3 separate regions of the Homo sapiens genome follow, and regions 2 and 3 are each linked to region 1. A link is an interaction called in ENCODE POLR2A ChIA-PET data of the cell type or tissue named here. Cell type or tissue: A673. All regions are shown on one strand. Links, peaks and the distances in the headings refer to the core of each region. The heading gives the core; the rest is flanking DNA.

Region 1 (5,410 bases), core at 161-5,160:
GAAAAAAAAAAAAAAAAAAATCTCTGCAGTGAATTAAGGCTGCATTTTGTATTCCTAGCTTACTAAAAATGTTTGAAACCAGAAATGACTATTTTGTCAAACGCTTTTTAGCATCTATTTAAATAATTGTGTAGTTTAGTAGAGGTCCTAAATATTAATTCGTCCTTGCAATCTTGGAATAAGCCATATACTCATGAGAAAGACTGTTCACTCTGCAGAACCCGGAAACAATTCAGGAATTAGAATTACCAGGTCTTGGCTGGGCATGGTGGCTCACGCCTATAATCCCAGCACTTTGGGAGGCCGAGGTGGGTGGATCACGAGGTGAGGAGATAGAGACCATCCTGGCTAACACCATGAAACCCCATCTCTACTAAAAATACAAAAAATTAGCCGGCGTGGTGGCACGCGCCTGTAGTCCCAGCTACTCGGGAGGCTGAGGCAGGAGAATTGCTTGAACCCAGGAGGCGGAGGTTGCAGAGAGCAAAGATTGCGCCACTGTACTCCAGCCTGGATGACAGAACGGGACTCCGTCTCAAAAAAAAAAAAAAATTACCAGGTTTCAGAAGGCAGGGAAATGAACTTGACCTTTGTCCTTTGTCTTCCTTTAGGTTTCTCAGAATTTAATTTAGAACTAAATATGTTGGTTGCAAGTAAACAATTGTTCCATGAACCAATTATGTTGTAATGCCATCAGCCCACTTTAATGGATACCTTGTATCTTAATGAATTGTTTCAATTGATGAATATATATATAAAGTCTTAAAATAACTTTAGGAATGCAAGTGTGGTTACAGGACCTCTTTCTTGAAAGGTCATTTTTTTTTTCTTTGAGACAGAGTGTCACTCTGTCACCCATTCTGGTGGCGTGATCTTGGCTCACTGCAACCTTCATCTCCCGGGTTGAAGTGATTCTTCTGTCTCAGCCTCCCCAGTAGCTGGGATTACGATTGAGCACCACCACACCTGGCTAATTTTTGTATTTTTAGTAGAGACGGGTTTTCACCATGTTGGGCAGGCTGGTCTCGAACTCCTGACCTCAGGTGGTCCACCCACCTTGGCCTCCCAAAGTGCTGGGATTACAGGCATGAGCCACCGTGCCCAGCCGAAAGGTCATTTTGAAAGAGCTAGTGTGGACATCTGAAATATTTATAAGAATGAAAGCTGCAACATCTTAACTAGTGTAATTTGGTTTAATTTTTACTTTTCTCTCTTCAGGTCTGTTTTGTTTTGTTTTTGGACACAGGATCTAGCTCTGTTGCCCAGGCCAGATGGCAGTGGCACAATTATGGCTCACTTGAAGCCTCGAACTCCTAAACTCAAGTTATCCTCCCACCTCGGCCTCCCAACTAGCCAGGCCTACAGAGGTGTGCCACCATACTTGGCTGATTATTATTATTTTTTTTTTGTCATGAAGATGGGGTCTTACTATGTTGCCCAGGCAGGTTTCCAACTCCTGGGCTCAAGCTCTCTCCAGTTTTTATCATTATTATTATTATTATTAATTTTTTTTGAGATGGCGTTTCGCTCTTATTGCCCAGGCTGGAGTGCTATGGCCATGATCTTGGCTCACTGTAACCTCCACCACCTGGGTTCAAGCGATTCTCCTGCCTCAGCCTCCAGGGTAGCTGGGATTACAGGTGCCCGCCACCATGCCCAGCTAATTTTTTGTATTTTTAGTAGAGACGGGATTTGACCACATTGGCCAGGCCGGTCTTGAACTCCTGACCTCAGGTGATCCACCCGCCTCCCAAAGTGTTGGGATTACAGGTGTGAGCCACCGTGCCCAGCCTCTCTCTAGTTTTTATACTGTGACAATGACAAGCCACTTTTGATGTGCTTAGTATTATCTATATTATTATCTGTTGTAGTATGAGAGCTTGGGAAGATTGAAAACAGCTCTGATCTCTACCATTTTAATTCTTTCAAATATTTATTATTAAGCCTTTAGCTTTCCTAATACGAGTTCCAGAAGTCTTCAAATATTTTATATATTTTTTAAGCTAGATGGAGAGTAAATGTTCTTATTCTCCCCCCTCCAAAATATAAGAGAACAAGAATTAAAAAGACTTTACATTTGTAGGATTTTTAGCAATAATTTTTGTTTGTTTGTTTCTTTTTTGAGATGGAGTCTCGCTCTGTAGCCCAGGCTGGAGTGCAGTGGCGCGATCTCGGCTCACTGCAACCTCCACCTCCCAGGTTCACGCCATTCTCCTGCCTCAACCTCCCGAGTAGGTGGGACTGCAGGCGCCCGCCACCACACCCGGCTAATTTTTTGCATTTTTAGTAGAGACGGGGTTTCACCATGTTAGTCAGGATGGTCTTGATCTCCTGACCTCGTGATCCACCCGCCTCGGCCTCCCAAAGTGCTGGGATTATAGGCGTGAGCCACCACGCTCGGGCAACAATGATTTTAAATATTTGGTTATTTCTGATTATTTTCTAAAAGAGGAAGAGAGAGGGACAATGCCAGATGAGACTTGGTTTTAAGACAGAAAACTAAAAGTAGACAAAGGGTCAGAGTAGAAAAAAAATGAGAAGGAAGTAAACCAGGAGCAAGGCTGTTATCAGAAAGAGTAACTCTGAGCTTTACTTTCTTTAAGTTTATTTGCACTCTAAAACTCTTATCTCTGAGGGTATACTTTAGATGAAACACAGCCCTACCTGTGAAAAATTAAAGTAGGAATCAACTAGGATAGCCATGAAGTAGTTATAAGTTTCAGCCACTGGTAGTGAGAAGTTTTAATGACGTAAGCTTATGCATCAATGATCCATGTAGGGATAACTCAGTTTCCAGCTGCTGTTAGCTAAACAGCAAACATTTGAATAGAATCTAATGAGTCAGAGTTGGAGCCTTTTCTGTTCCCTTTTTTGAGTTGTTAGTCATAGGGAAAAATACTCCTATGTTACCAGCTAATTATTTCACTCCTTTGTCTTATTTTCCTTGTCTGTCTTCTAGACAGATTTTTAGAAAGAGATTAGAGAACAGAAGAAAAGGTTTTAAATTGTTTTCTGGTGCCTGTTGGGGGACTTGGGTAGGGCATGTCTCCTGGCTCTTTTTTTTTTTTTTTTTTTTTGAGATGGAGTCTTGCACTGTCACCCAGGCTGGAGTGCAATGGCGTGATCTCAGCTCACTGAAACCTCCGCCCCCTGGGTTCATGCGATTCTCCTGCCTCAGCCTCCCTAGTAGCTGGGATTACAGGCACACACTGCCATGCCCGGCTAATATATATATATATATATATATATACTTTTTTTTTTTTTTTTGTAGTACAGACAGGGTTTTACTATGTTGGCCAGGCTGGTCTCAAACTCCTAACCTCAGGTGATCTGCCTGCCTCAGCCTCCCAAAGTGCTAGGATTAGCAGGCATGAGCCACTGTGCCTGGCCTGTCTCTTGGCTCATATGAACACTTGGCAGCAGAGAGCTAATGAGGCTAGGCTAAGAGTTAGATCCCGTAATCAGGCCCTATGCTATATTCTATAGCCTATCTCTAAACAAATACATCAAATGTGTATCTTTGGATGTGAAGATAAATGAACACAAATCTATCCCCAGTCTGAGAAGAGTTCAGAGTACATACTACAAAGGATTAGCAGCACCATCTTTTTTTTTTTTTTTTTTTTTTGAGACGGAGTCTCGCTCTGTCGCCCAGGCTGGAGTACAGTGGCGCGATCTCGGCTCACTGCAAGCTCAGCCTTCCGGGTTCACGCCATTCTCCTGCCTCAGCCTCCCGAGTAGCTGGGACTACAGGCACCGGCCACCACACCCGGCTAATTTTTTCTATTTTTAGTAGAGACCAGGTTTCACTGTGTTAGCTGGGATAGTCTCGATCTCCTGACCTTGTGATCCTCCTGCCTCCGCCTCCCAAAGTGCTGGGATTACAGGCGTGAGCCACTGTGCCCGGCTAGCAGCACCATCTTTACAGAAAAAGATGTGCTGGCTCTTTCCCCAAATCGGGAAACCATAGGAAATGCTTCAGTTGATCAAGCATTCCTCAATCAACTAACCAGTCACCTTGTTGGCAGTGTTCTCTCAAAATAGCCATCACTAATCAGAATTGCAGCTTCTCACCTGTGAGCTAACACCACTGACTCAGTGATTTCAGCTTGCTTTTCCCCTCGTGCTTATGGGCCCATTCGTTTGGATCTCTGAAATGATCTTGTTTGTATTACAGAGCTCTCATTTGGAAGACAGTGAATCAGCAGCATTACTTTGCTGTGAATGTGAAGAATCAGAAATCTTTACTGATTCCAATGTACGTAGGTATATGTTTTTATACAGACTTTGGTGATTCAAGTAAAATCTTATTGGGTAAATTTGGCTATTAAATGCAACTGATATAGTGCCTATTATTTTATCTATTTGACCCCATTCAGCCAAATGTCTGGGAAGGCAAATAGGTGGCTTAGAATGAGTGTATATATAAACAGTATGGTACATTTATATGCATAATGCCATGGCAATGACCACTCAAAAGTTATTTATCAAAGTAGAAAAAATGTGGCATCTTGGAACCTTGAGTGAGTCTCCTTCAATAAAGAGTGTGACTCTTTTTGTGGGATTTTTTTCCCCTCATGCACACATTTTTTTAATGGTCAATAGTATTATTCTTTTCCCTGTGGCAACTGCTTGGTATTGGTGCTGCCACAGGGCCTTTATTCCTCACGTACATGGGCCTCACATGTCTTAGCTATTGATAATGTTAAGCCAAATAGTGTTATAATCACTGGACTGGAAACCCGACCTGATCATCTTAAATGTAGAACTTTATCTAACTACATTTCATGGGATGTTATAAATTTTACTTATCCCATCTGACCTCCTGCTTACTTACCCACAAGAGTCAGGCTGAAGTTAGAGAACAACTTAAATTGACTTATTTTTGTGTGTTGCAATGAGCAGTGGAAATTCTCAGTATATCCTGAGATATAAGTGAACTTCCCCCTGAGTATTGAATGGCCTAGTAGTGATGCAGGACAGATAATCCCCCAAACTGGGGCTTAGCCCAGGAGGGTTCTTAGTTTCACCAGGAAAGAAATCAAGGGCAAACCTGTGGTGTTAGACAGCAATCTTTTATTGAACAGTACTGCTCCTTGTGGAACAGCACTAACTCATAGATAGTGTACCCAGAGTCTGCAACGTGTGGGCTCTTGGCAACTGTATATATACTCGCTTATACCCACTTTCAATTACATGTAAATTAAGGGGCAGGTTAATGCAAATTGAGGGGTGGGTTATTTAGAACTTTCTAGGAAAGGGGCAGTAACTTCTGGGTCATTGCCATGGCATTTGTAAACTGTCATGATGCTGGTGGGAGTGTCCATGCTAATGAGCAATGAGGGCAGCCAGGGATTGCCCTTGTCACAGTCTGCTGGTTTTGGCCAGTTTCTTTGCTTTATCCCATCTG
Region 2 (5,410 bases), core at 134-5,133, 280 kb after region 1:
GCTGGGCAAAGAGGAAGACTTCCACCCAGAGCTGGAAAGCCTGGATGGAGACCTAGATCCTGGGCTTCCCAGCACAGAGGATGTCATCTTGAAGACAGAGCAGGTCACCAAGAACATTCAGGAACTGTTGCGGGCAGCCCAGGAGTTCAAGCATGACAGGTACTGAGTGGAGGGGGAGGTGAGGGGGATGCAGTTCCTGTTGGCTTCTAGGGTGTTGCAGAGAGCATGAGGGGCCCTGGGTTCTGCTGTCCCTGGGAACCTCCCTTGAGAGCCCCCTGCTTTATAGCCTCCCTTCTCCCCGCAGCTTCGTGCCCTGCTCAGAGAAGATCCATTTGGCTGTGACCGAGATGGCCTCCCTCTTCCCAAAGGTACAGGGGCCAAAGAGAGGACCAGGAGTGGGAGGGCCTCGAGCTGGGGCAGGCGTGGAGAATCCCATCTGATCGCTACCTGGGTGGAGACACAGACAAACTGGGCCCTGATCTCAGCTGGTGGCTTAAAGTCCAAGGTCCAGCCTCACTCCTGCCCCCTCCAGAGGCCAGCCCTGGAGCCAGTGCGGAGCTCACTGCGGCTGCTCAACGCCAGCGCCTACCGGCTGCAGAGTGAGTGCCGGAAGACAGTGCCCCCAGAGCCCGGCGCCCCAGTGGACTTCCAGCTGCTGACTCAGCAGGTGATCCAGTGCGCCTATGACATCGCCAAGGCTGCCAAGCAGCTGGTCACCATCACCACCCGAGAGAAGAAGCAGTGACCTCTCTCCCCACACCCTCACCTGCACCCTAGGACCTCACTGGCCATAGGAGCTGGGCCACTCCAGACATTAATCCCCACCCCAACAGAGCCACTGGCACAAGTGCCCTTAGTGCTGCCACACTCCCTGGCAGCCAGGTGCCCTGGTGCCCACCCCTGTCGAGCCCCTAAGGATGGGGAGGTGGGGGGGCAGGAGCTTCTGTCCCCCACATTCCATGCACCTCCCCTCTGTATATAGCATCTCCCCCCTCCTAGTGAGCAGGGGCCTGCAAGGCATCACTCCCAGCCCCTCGCCTTCTAGGGCACCCTCAGCAAAGGGGCAGGTGGGGACACTCCAAGTGGGGCAGCTCTCCGTACATGCGCCCCACCCCCATGAGCCAGTTCAGCCCTACTGGGGGCTGAGCGGGGGCATCCCCTCCTTTGTACATAGTCTCCATGGATGTCCCTGCCCTGTAGCCACCAGCCCCTTGCTGCTCTCCCTTTAATGCCATATGGCCCCTGCCTAGGGCACAGGCCCCAACCTGTGTGCTGGGGTCCCCAGCAGCAAACACTGGAAAGTCTGTTTTTTTTTTTTCTTTCTTCTTCCCCACCCCTTAATTTTAACTTTGTGGTAACTGAGTGCCCCCGCGTGCCTGCGTGTTGAGTGTGTGGGCGGCAGTGCCGTTCCGGAGGCCTGGTCCATCTGGAGTTTTGAGGGGTGAGGGGACCAGAGCAGTGGGACCAGCATGGGGATCAGCTTCCCTTCCCCACCTGGAGCCAGGGACTGTCCGGGTAGCCAGTTTTGGTCCTGCCAGCTGCCTCCCTGATCCCTCCCCACTCTCGCCCCTTCTCTATGAACTTAAATCAAAAACCACTTCCCTCCATCTCCTCCTGCTCCTGCGTGGAGGGGGAATGTGTGCTGGCTAGGGTGGAGGACTGAGCACCTGAGCCTGGGGCTGGCTCCCCGGGGTCCCCGACTCAGCTGGTGGCTGTGGAGCTGAGTCCCCTCCCCGTAACCTCTGCAAGGCCAGCACCCACCATCACTACCTGCACCTGCTGTGGTCCCACCCTCTGGAGGCCTGGGAACCTGGCTGCAGCCTGGGAAGGCTGGAGAGGCAGACGGTGGGACCCACCAGCTCTCTCCCCATCCCGCTTCTTCCCTGGGGGCCAGGCCCTACCTGTGTGGTGGTGGGTGGGCTGTCAAGACGTGTCATGTACATTTGTATCAAAAATAAAGAAGTGACCATGAGCTGTTTCTGATGCTTAGAGAATGGGGGCTGGAGGGAGGTGGCAGACATGAAGGGTGACTGCAAGTGCCCCAGGACCCCCGCCCTAGGGAAGCCCCTGTGCTGGGAACGTCTGTCTAGTGGAAGAGTTAGTTTGCGAATAACAAAGCTAACATGTATGACGATAACGCCACCCTCCCACGAGCACATTCCTAAAGCCCCATGTCCAGGGACAGGTTGGCCAGCGGGGGCGGGCTGCCTCAAACACCACCTCCATGGCCTAGGACGAGGGTCCGGGTGGGAGTCTCTGTGCGGCAGATGCACAAGCTCAACTCCAGAGTCTACTAAAAATAATTTAATTAGAAACGGAGTTTTGGCAAGGGAGGCAGAAGCGGCTCCTTTTCTCCCCTTGGCCGCCCACTCAGCAACCAACAAGGAGGAAAGCCCCCGCAGTGCTCGGCCAGTGCCGCGCCATCGCCACCAGGGAGCGCCCCGCGCGCGGTCCACGTGGCAGAGGTCGCGGCCTCGCGGCGCGGGGAGGAGCCGCACGCCACAGTGGCAGGTCCCAGGCCGTCACTCCGAGCTCTCGCCTTCCGGGCCGCTGTCCGGCGTGGGCGGGAGGAGGGGTCTCCGGCGCGAGCGCTTGACCCGGCGCGAGGGCTGCAGCAGCCTCCGCTTCAGCACAGCTGTGGGCCGGGCGCCGAGCAGTCAAGGGCGGGAGGGCAGGGAAGCTACGGGGGGCGGCGGGCGACGCGAGGTGGGGCGGGGGCCTCGGGTAGGGTAGGGAGGGAACTCCTCACCAGCCACTGTGTCCTGGCTGTCCGCTGTGGGCCCCCAGTAGATGCTCTCCCCGCGTCGGAAGTTTCTGTGCAGCCGTGTGCAGAGCGTGGCCAGGGTGAGCAGCACCAGCAGGAAGGTCAGGGCCATGGCAGCCCAGGCGGCCTCTTCAGTGCGTGGGGTGGGGCCCCGGGCTGCCCGTGGAGGCGCTGCTGCGCGAGGGGCCGGGGAAGCCTGACTTGAACAGACACAGCCCCCTGGGCTGCCTTGCCCGTTGGGCACCTGAGCCTCTGTCCTGGAGCTGGCATTGCCTCCAGGCGCCCCCGGCAGCAGGGAGACAGTGGGCACAGATGGGGCATTACTCTCCCTACCAGGGATTCCCGCCATGGACTGCTTGGCCTTCAAGCTCCCTGGGGAAGCAGAGGGAAACCTCAGGGCTGAGCGAGTGGGCTGGGGACCAAGGGCAGCCCGCAGCCTCCGCCTCTTGGCACCACTAGAAGAGGGCTGCCTGGGCCCTTGAGATGTCACCTCTGTGCCAGGGGGCCGCCAGCTCCGCAGAGCAAAGGCCAGAGCCAGGGCCTAAGGAGAGGAGAGAGAGCAATCACCCTGCTGCCCCTCTCAGAGAACCCGAGGGCCAACAAGCCTGGGCCCAGCGTCTCTCACCTGCACACACCCTCTTCGGCACAGCCTCCCTCTACCGGGAGTTGGCTCGGAGGGAGCAGGCCCTGAAAGGCTTTCACAGTAGATCCATGCCTTCTTCTTCCTCTGCTTCCTCCTCCGCCTCCTCATCAGCCAGTGGGCAGCCCAGGCTGGCTCTACCCAGGCCATCTCCAGCGCCAGCCCCCATGCAGTCAGCACCAGGGGCTACGAGAGGAGGTAACTGTTAGAGCTACGAGGAAGGTGGGGACAAACAAGAGGAAACCCTTGAATTTTCCATTCCCTGCACACGGGGCCATAGCCTTCTGCCAGGGCCAGGCAAGCGCCTTTCATCAGCTACATACCCGATCCTGCGTGAGGCTGAAGTCAGGGGTGAGGGAAGGGTTAGCCATACAAGCATAGGCCAGGAGGGCAAGCTGGAGCTTCAGCCAGGGATGGGCACAGGGGTGGTAGAGGAAGGTGACATCCTCAGCCTGGAGGAAAGGCACAGAGACATCAAAGCAGGCCCAGAGCCCTCCCAGAGAATCTCAAGTTCTCCCATCCAGGGGACCAGTTTAAAGGTACTCCCAGGATAGCTGGATGGCTCTTCTACCTTCAGGGCCCAGGAAAGGACAAAGGGCCCTGGGTATTGGCATGTACCCACTCTTGCCTCTGAGTGTTCCTTTCACCCTTCCTCTCCATCAAGTGCCACCCTTCAAAGCTCACAGCATGCCTGGATAATCCTGCCAGACTCAGACCACACTCTAGCCATATTTCCCTGCAGGTGTAACGATGGCTCTACAGGTCCACAATCCAAGCCATAAGCAACCCCCAAATGAAGACCATCGATCCAATCTATACAGTCTCCCAAGAGCATCCAAATACAGGGCAGGCAGGCAGCAGGTGCACAATCTCAGGATGGAAATACTCCATCAATCATTCATTATTCTTTGATTGAGTTGACTTGGTGCTCAGTGCTGTGCTAGATGCTGTGGGAGATGCCAAAGAACTCCTGGACTCTGCTTGCAAGGAGTGTGTGAGAAACTCAGGGAAACAACTAATGCAAATAAAACAGCAAACTAATAAAACTTAGTGATTAGTTGTTAAATTATCAGAGATAGATTCAGAGGAGGAGGGGAGGAATAAAGGCTGATGCCATCGGGCAGTGTCTCAGGGGGAGCTGATGCCAGCTGGGACTGGGAAGATGGCTGGGGGAGTATGGCAGGAGGGCAGGGAGCTGCACTCTCCGAGTCAGGATAGGCCAGGTGTGGAGGAGAATAAACAGGAGCAAAGGGGCTGTGGTAAGGGCGAGGCTGGCACTCATTTGTGTGGCAAACAGCCCGACACAACTGGAGAGGAACCAAGGATGTGGAGAGGTCAGACGAAGCTTACTTAAGTAAGGCCTGAAAAGCCAGGCCGGAGAATATGGCCACGATAAGGTGGGAAATAAGGAGCCATTGACAGTTTGTGAACAGAGGAATGACTTCATGAAAGGGCTGTTTGAGGAAAGGAATCTGATAGGTGGCGTGAGGCAACAACTCTTGGCCTGGAGCTATTACAGAGAATTTTTTTTTTTTTTTGAGACAGTCTCGCTCTGTCGCCAGGCTGGAGTGCAGTGGCATGGTCTCGGCTCACTGCAACCTCTGCCTCCTGGGCTCAAGCAATTCTCCTGCCTCAGCCTCCCAAGTAGCTGGGATTACAGGGGTGTGCCACCACGCCCAGCTAATTTTTGTATTTTTAGTAGAGACAGGGTTTCACCATGTTGGCCAAGCTGGTCTTGAACTCCTGACCTCAGGTGTTCCACCCGCCTCAGCCTCCTAAAGTACTGGGATTACAGGTGTGAGCCACCATGCCTGGCCAATTTAAGTTAGGTATTTCAGGCCAGGCATGGTGGCTCACACCTGTAATCCCAGCACTTGGGAGGCTGAGGCAGGCAGATCACTTGAGGTCAGGAGCTCAAGACCAGCGTGGGCAACATGGTGAAACCTCGTCTCTACTAAAAATACAAAATTAGCTAAGCTAGGTGGCACACGCCTGTAATCCCAGCT
Region 3 (5,410 bases), core at 257-5,256, 64 kb after region 1:
TCCCTGATCGCCACCCATGGTGGGTGTGATGAGAGTAGAAGCCCTGATGATCATCACTGAATTGCCTTTGGGGGGATCCTTCTTCCCCTTTCTTGAAGGATAATGCGTAGTCACAGTCTTCCTTTATTCCATTTCATTTTCTCTGTTTCCCTTAGTCCTAGCTGGCAGTATTTCTGTTTGCATAATCCCTTCTCTATCCTGGCTTCTATTGAGATGGCTGATTAGGCCTGTGGTTCACACCAACACTACCCTCCTTATATGGTCAGTCAGCCACACTGTTGGTGTTCCCTTCCAAACATGCTTTCTCATTTTTTGCAATATGCACAGGCAGAGAATGTTCCAAGTAAGTTCTGGTTCCCTTTTGCTTAACTATTCCTTCTGCAATTCATTTCTCTCTTTTTGCATTTTATTATAGCAGCCAGAAGGAGCCAAACCACTCCTTCACCACTTTGCTTAGAAACCACTGTAGTTGAATGTCCAATTCCACTGTTGCAAGTTCTACCTTCCACAAAATACTAGAACACAAACACAATCCAGCCCAAGTTCTTTGCCACTTTATAACAAGGATTGCCTTTTCTCCATTGTCCACTAACATGTTTCTTGTTTCCATCTGAGCCTTCGTCAGAAAGGGCTTTTCCATCCATATTTCTACAAATATTCTGTTCGTGGTTCTTTATGTATTCTCTAAGAAGATGGAAGCATTTTCTCCAGATCTCCTCTATCCTTTCTGAGCACTCACCAGAATTGCCTTTAGCAATCCCTTCATGGCAATCTTGGCTTTTTCTAGCATGCACTTCAAAACTCTTCTACCCATTACCTGGTTTCAAAGCCTCAGCACCCCATTTCTCAGGACCAATATCTGTATTAGTCAGGGTTCTTTAGAGAAATAGAACCAAAAAGGGTATCTCATAGAGATAGATAGATATATATAGAGAGAGGGAGAGAGGGAGGGAGGAAGGGAGGAAGGGAGGAAGGGAGGGAGAGAGTGAGGGAAAGAAAGAAAAAAGAGAGAGAAAGAAAGAAAGAAAAGAAAGAAATTGATTCTAAGTAAATGGTTTACATTATTGAGGCTGAGAAGTCCCAAGATCTGTAGGCTGGAAACCCAGGAGAACTAATGGTATAGTTCCAGTCCAAGTCCAAAGGCTTAAAGAACTAGGAGAGCCAATGGTGGCTCAGTCCACCATTTGCTGAGTCCAAGTCTGAGTCCGAAAATAGAAGACCAATGTCCTTGCTCAAAGGCAGAAGGAGGAACTTCTCCCTTATTCAGCCTTTTGTTCTATTCAGGCCTTCAATAGATTGAGTGAGGACTACCCACACTGGAGAGGACAGTCTGCTTTACCCAGTCTACTGATTCAAAGGTTAATATTATCCAGAAACACCCTCACAGATAAGCCGAGAATAATATTTAACCAAATACTGGACATCCTGTGACCCAGTCAGGTTGATGGTTGACACATAAAATTAACCATCATACAACCCAATTAAAAAATAAGCAAAGAACTTGAATAGACATTTCTCCAAAGAAGATAAACAAATAAGCAATAAGCATATGAAAAGATGCTCAAGGCCGAATGCAGTGACTCATGCCTGTAATTCCAGCACTTGGGAGGCTGAGAAGGAAGGATTGCTTGAGCCCAGGAGTTTGAGACCAGCCTGGGAAACATGGCAAGACCCCATCTCTACAAAAGATAAAAAAATTTAGCCAGGTGTGGTGTCACACACCTGTCCCAGCTACTCAGAATGTTGAGGTGGGAAGACTGCTTGAGTCCAGGAATTAAAGGCTGTGGTGAGCTAAGAAGGTTCCACTGCACTCCAGCCTGGGTAACAGTACAAGACCCTGTCTCTTAAAAAAAAAAAAAAAATCAAAATCACTAATCATTAAGGAAATGCAAATTGAAACCACGGTGAGATACTACCTCATACCCATTAGGATGGCCACTATCAACATAAAGCGTTGGTGAGGATATGGAGAAATTGGAAGCCTTGTGCACTATTGGTGGGAATGTAAAATGGCATAGCTGCAATGGAAAATAGTATGGTGATTCTTCAAAAAATTAAAAATAGAATATGATCATATGATCCAGCAATTCCACTTCTGGACTCCTGGGTAGATACCTAAAAGAATTGAAAGCAGGGTCTTAAGAGATTCATACACCCGTGTTCATAGCAACATTATTCACAATAGCCAAGAGATGGAAGCAACCCAAGTGTTCATCAACGATGAATGGATAAACAAAATGAGGTATTATATGTACAGTGGAATATTGTTCAGCCTTTAAAAAGGAAATAAGTTCTGACATGCCACAACGTGGGTAAAAATGAGGACATTAAGCTAAGTGAAATAAGCCAATCACAAAAAGTCAAATACTGTATGATTCCACTTACATGAGATACCTAGAATAATCAAATTCATGCGGACAGAATAATGGTGACTGGGGGATGGATGGAGTGGGAAGTTATTGCCTAGTGGGTACGGAGCTTCAGTTTTGGAAGATGAAAAAAGTTCTAGAAATGGATAGTGGTGGTGGTTGCACAACATTGTGAACGTACTTAATGCCAGTGAACTGTACACTTAAAAGTAGTTAAGATGGAAATTTTTATGTTTATTTTACCACAATTAAGAAACAATGTATTTATGCCATACTAGCCCCTTTTTGTGATTGATTGATTGAGACAGGGTCTTGCTCTGCCACACAGGCGGGAGTGCAGCGATACAGTAATGGGCTCAGTCCCACTTGAGCCTCCCAAGTAGCTGAGACCACCGGCATGCACCACTATGCCCAGCTAATATTTTCTGTTATTTTTGTAGAGACAGGGTCTCCCTATGTTGCCTAGGCTGGTCTCAAACTGCTGGGCTCAAGTGATCCTCCTGCCTCAGCCTCCCAAAGTGCTGGGATTACAAGTGTGAGCCACCATGGCTGGCCACCTTTTTGTGATATTTGAACTCCAGCAATATTTTTTTTTTCTCAGAAGACAGGCATAAAAAGATAACATAATTACAGAAAATCAGGTTTTATATCATTGACTATTGTTGCAGTACTTTTCCTTAGTTCAGCTAAAGACAGAGTTATTGTCCCATGGCAACAAAAATTTAGGCTCACAGATGATTGAAGGGTGAGAATAATGGGATTTATGGGGCAAAAAGGAAAACAAAGGGGGAACAGGGACTTTCTGCAAGGCTAGAATTCCTGCTGGTTCCTTCCTGCCTTGCAGTTTGAATCCCAGGTTTCACAAAGGAAGAGGAGGGGCCAGGCTCCTCCCCATGCAAATTGTGCGAACTTCCCGAAGCTCCACCTCAGTATGCAGGCTGGCTGGAGTTTTGCCAGGGAACCTTTCCAACCTGTTTGTCTCACTATTTGGTCAAAAGATAAATGGATGAAATTTGATGCCAGTATTTCCTTTGCATATTTATGAACTCAACTTTTTCTTGTGTGATGACCCACTTTGCTGACCGGGGAATAGCCAGGAAAATAACTATAGAAGTAAACAGGGCCGGGCGCGGCGGCTCACGCCTGTAATCCCAGCACTTTGGGAGGCCGAGGCGGGTGGATCACCAGGTCAGGAGATCAAGACCATCCTGGCTGACACGGTGAAACCCGGTCTCTACTAAAAATACAAAAAACTAGCCGGGCGTGATGGCGGGCGCCTGTAATCCCAGCTACTGGGGAGGCTGAGGCAGGAGAATGGTGTGAACCCAGGAGGCAGAGCTTGCAGTGAGCCGAGATCGCGCCACTGCACTCCAGCCTGGGCTACACAGGCAGACTCCGTCTAAAAAAAAAAAAAAAAAAGTAAACGGACTGGGCGCGGTGACTCGCGCCTGCAATCCCAGCACTTTGAGAAGCCGAGGTGGGTGGATCTCGAGGTCACGAGTTCGAGACCAGCCTGGTCAACATGGCAAAACCCCCATCCCTACTAAAAATACAAAAATTAGTTGAGCGTGATGGCACGCTCCTGTAATCCCAGCTACTCAGGAGGCTGAGGCAGGAGAATCGCTTGAACCCGGGAAGCAGAGGTTGCAGTGAGCAGAGATGGTACCACTGCACTCCAGAGCCTGGGCAACAGAGTAAGACTCTGTCTCAAAAAAAAAAAAAAAAAAAAAAAATGAAACGCCAATATTCAAACATATTAACTGTAAACAGCTGTCTCATATGGGTCAACCTAATACAATTATAAGATGATAAATAAAAATGAACAAGATTGCACTGAAATATATCTTGCAATCTCAGGACACCTTTTTTAAGGTGAATAGTGAATAGTTATGATAGGAAACAAAGTACTTTGAGATCTTAATTTAATTTTAATTATAGTAGAATTCTTTCATTCTTGTGTGTGCCAACCCCAAGATAAGAACTGTATAAAGTAAGGAGTTTTACATTTCTTCTCTCAATTCCAGCAATACATATAATATATTATACTTTTTTTGATTACTTTGAAAATGAAGAAATTATTTTTCATGTTCAGCTGAAACCCTCCCCTATTTTTAAGCCTGGTTTCTTCCTCTTTAGTCTTTCATGGACATAAAAAATTACTCACCATCTGCTGAAAAAATTCTTCACCTTTGAAAATTTGGTCTTTATAAGGGAAAAATGAAGCAAAATAAAAACAAAACAAAAAGAAAATTTGGTCTTTTCCTCAGTTGTTTCAAAGATAGCAATGAAAATAAAATTTGCAGCAGAGGAGAGGAAAAAAGCAATGTGGGCCAGAGCTGAGTCATGATGAATGAATGGGATTTAGATAGGAGAACAGAAGAAAAGGGTAGCATTCCAAACATAGGAGAGTGGGGAGAATGGAAGGATATCATCAAAAGTCTGAAAATAGGAGCTAATGTGTTTTAGGAAAGTAAGAAGGTAACTGTCTATACCTTAAAAGCAGAGGAGTTTCAATTTGATAGATCTATGTGTAGAAGAATGACATGACTAATTCTAAATATCACCAACCATTATTCAGGAGGTCATAGGATTCACAACTTCCCTAATTATTCTTTTTTTTTTTTTTGAGAAGGAGTCTAGCTCTGTCACCCAGGCTGGAGTGCAGTGGGGTGCAATCTCGGCTCACTGCAACCTCCGCCTCCTGGATTCAAGTGATTCTCCTGTCTCAGCCTCCCAAGAAGCTGGGATTACAGGCACCCGTCACCACACCCAGCTAATTTTTGTAACCTGACCTCAAGCGATTCACCTGCCTCGGCCCCCAATTACTCTTTTTTTTTTTTGAGATGGAATCTTGGTCTGTCGCCCAGGGTGGAATGCAATGGCACAATCTTGGCTCATTGCAACCTCCATCTCCCAGGTTCACGTGATTCTCCTGCCTCAGCCTCCTGAGTAGCTGGGATTACAGGTGCGTGCCACCACGCCCAGCCTATTTTTATTTTTAGTAGAGATGGGGTTTAACCATGTTGGCCAGGCTGGTCTCT

The links. ChIA-PET counts read pairs that join two places held together with the same protein. Peaks named below come from ENCODE experiments on the same cell type or tissue, not always from the same donor. Only the 100,000 strongest peaks of a DNase experiment are listed, where the experiment ranks them.
Region 2: POLR2A ChIA-PET joins it to region 1 with 10 read pairs; 1 of 35 experiments calls an interaction of 5 or more read pairs at or near these places.
Region 3: POLR2A ChIA-PET joins it to region 1 with 5 read pairs; 3 of 35 experiments call an interaction of 5 or more read pairs at or near these places.

Annotation. Positions count from the first base shown.
Region 1 is chr17:29,847,697-29,853,106 of GRCh38, reverse strand. It overlaps SSH2 (slingshot protein phosphatase 2), which reads left to right. Exons shown (of 16, transcript NM_001282129.2): 2 at 4,178-4,258. Among named protein-coding and RNA genes, the nearest start is that of SSH2, 80 kb to the left of the region's middle. In A673, for the core only: no CTCF peak of the experiment used is centred there; a DNase peak (open chromatin) is centred at 2,816.
Region 2 is chr17:29,570,037-29,575,446 of GRCh38, reverse strand. TP53I13 (tumor protein p53 inducible protein 13) reads right to left here. Exons shown (of 7, transcript NM_138349.4): 4 at 3,728-3,856; 5 at 3,390-3,590; 6 at 2,750-3,305; 7 at 2,290-2,635. The coding sequence ends at 2,523. It overlaps GIT1 (GIT ArfGAP 1), which reads left to right. Exons shown (of 20, transcript NM_014030.4): 18 at 1-159; 19 at 305-368; 20 at 533-1,972. The coding sequence ends at 745. Among named protein-coding and RNA genes, the nearest start is that of TP53I13, 4.0 kb to the right of the region's middle. RefSeq lists a silencer at 2,487-2,556. In A673, for the core only: CTCF peaks have their summits at 2,210 and 2,412 (motif pointing right); a DNase peak (open chromatin) is centred at 2,396; H3K27ac peaks cover 444 bases.
Region 3 is chr17:29,784,184-29,789,593 of GRCh38, reverse strand. The region is part of intron 3 of SSH2 (slingshot protein phosphatase 2); the gene reads left to right. Among named protein-coding and RNA genes, the nearest start is that of SSH2, 140 kb to the left of the region's middle. In A673, for the core only: no CTCF peak of the experiment used is centred there; a DNase peak (open chromatin) is centred at 3,283; H3K27ac peaks cover 1,581 bases.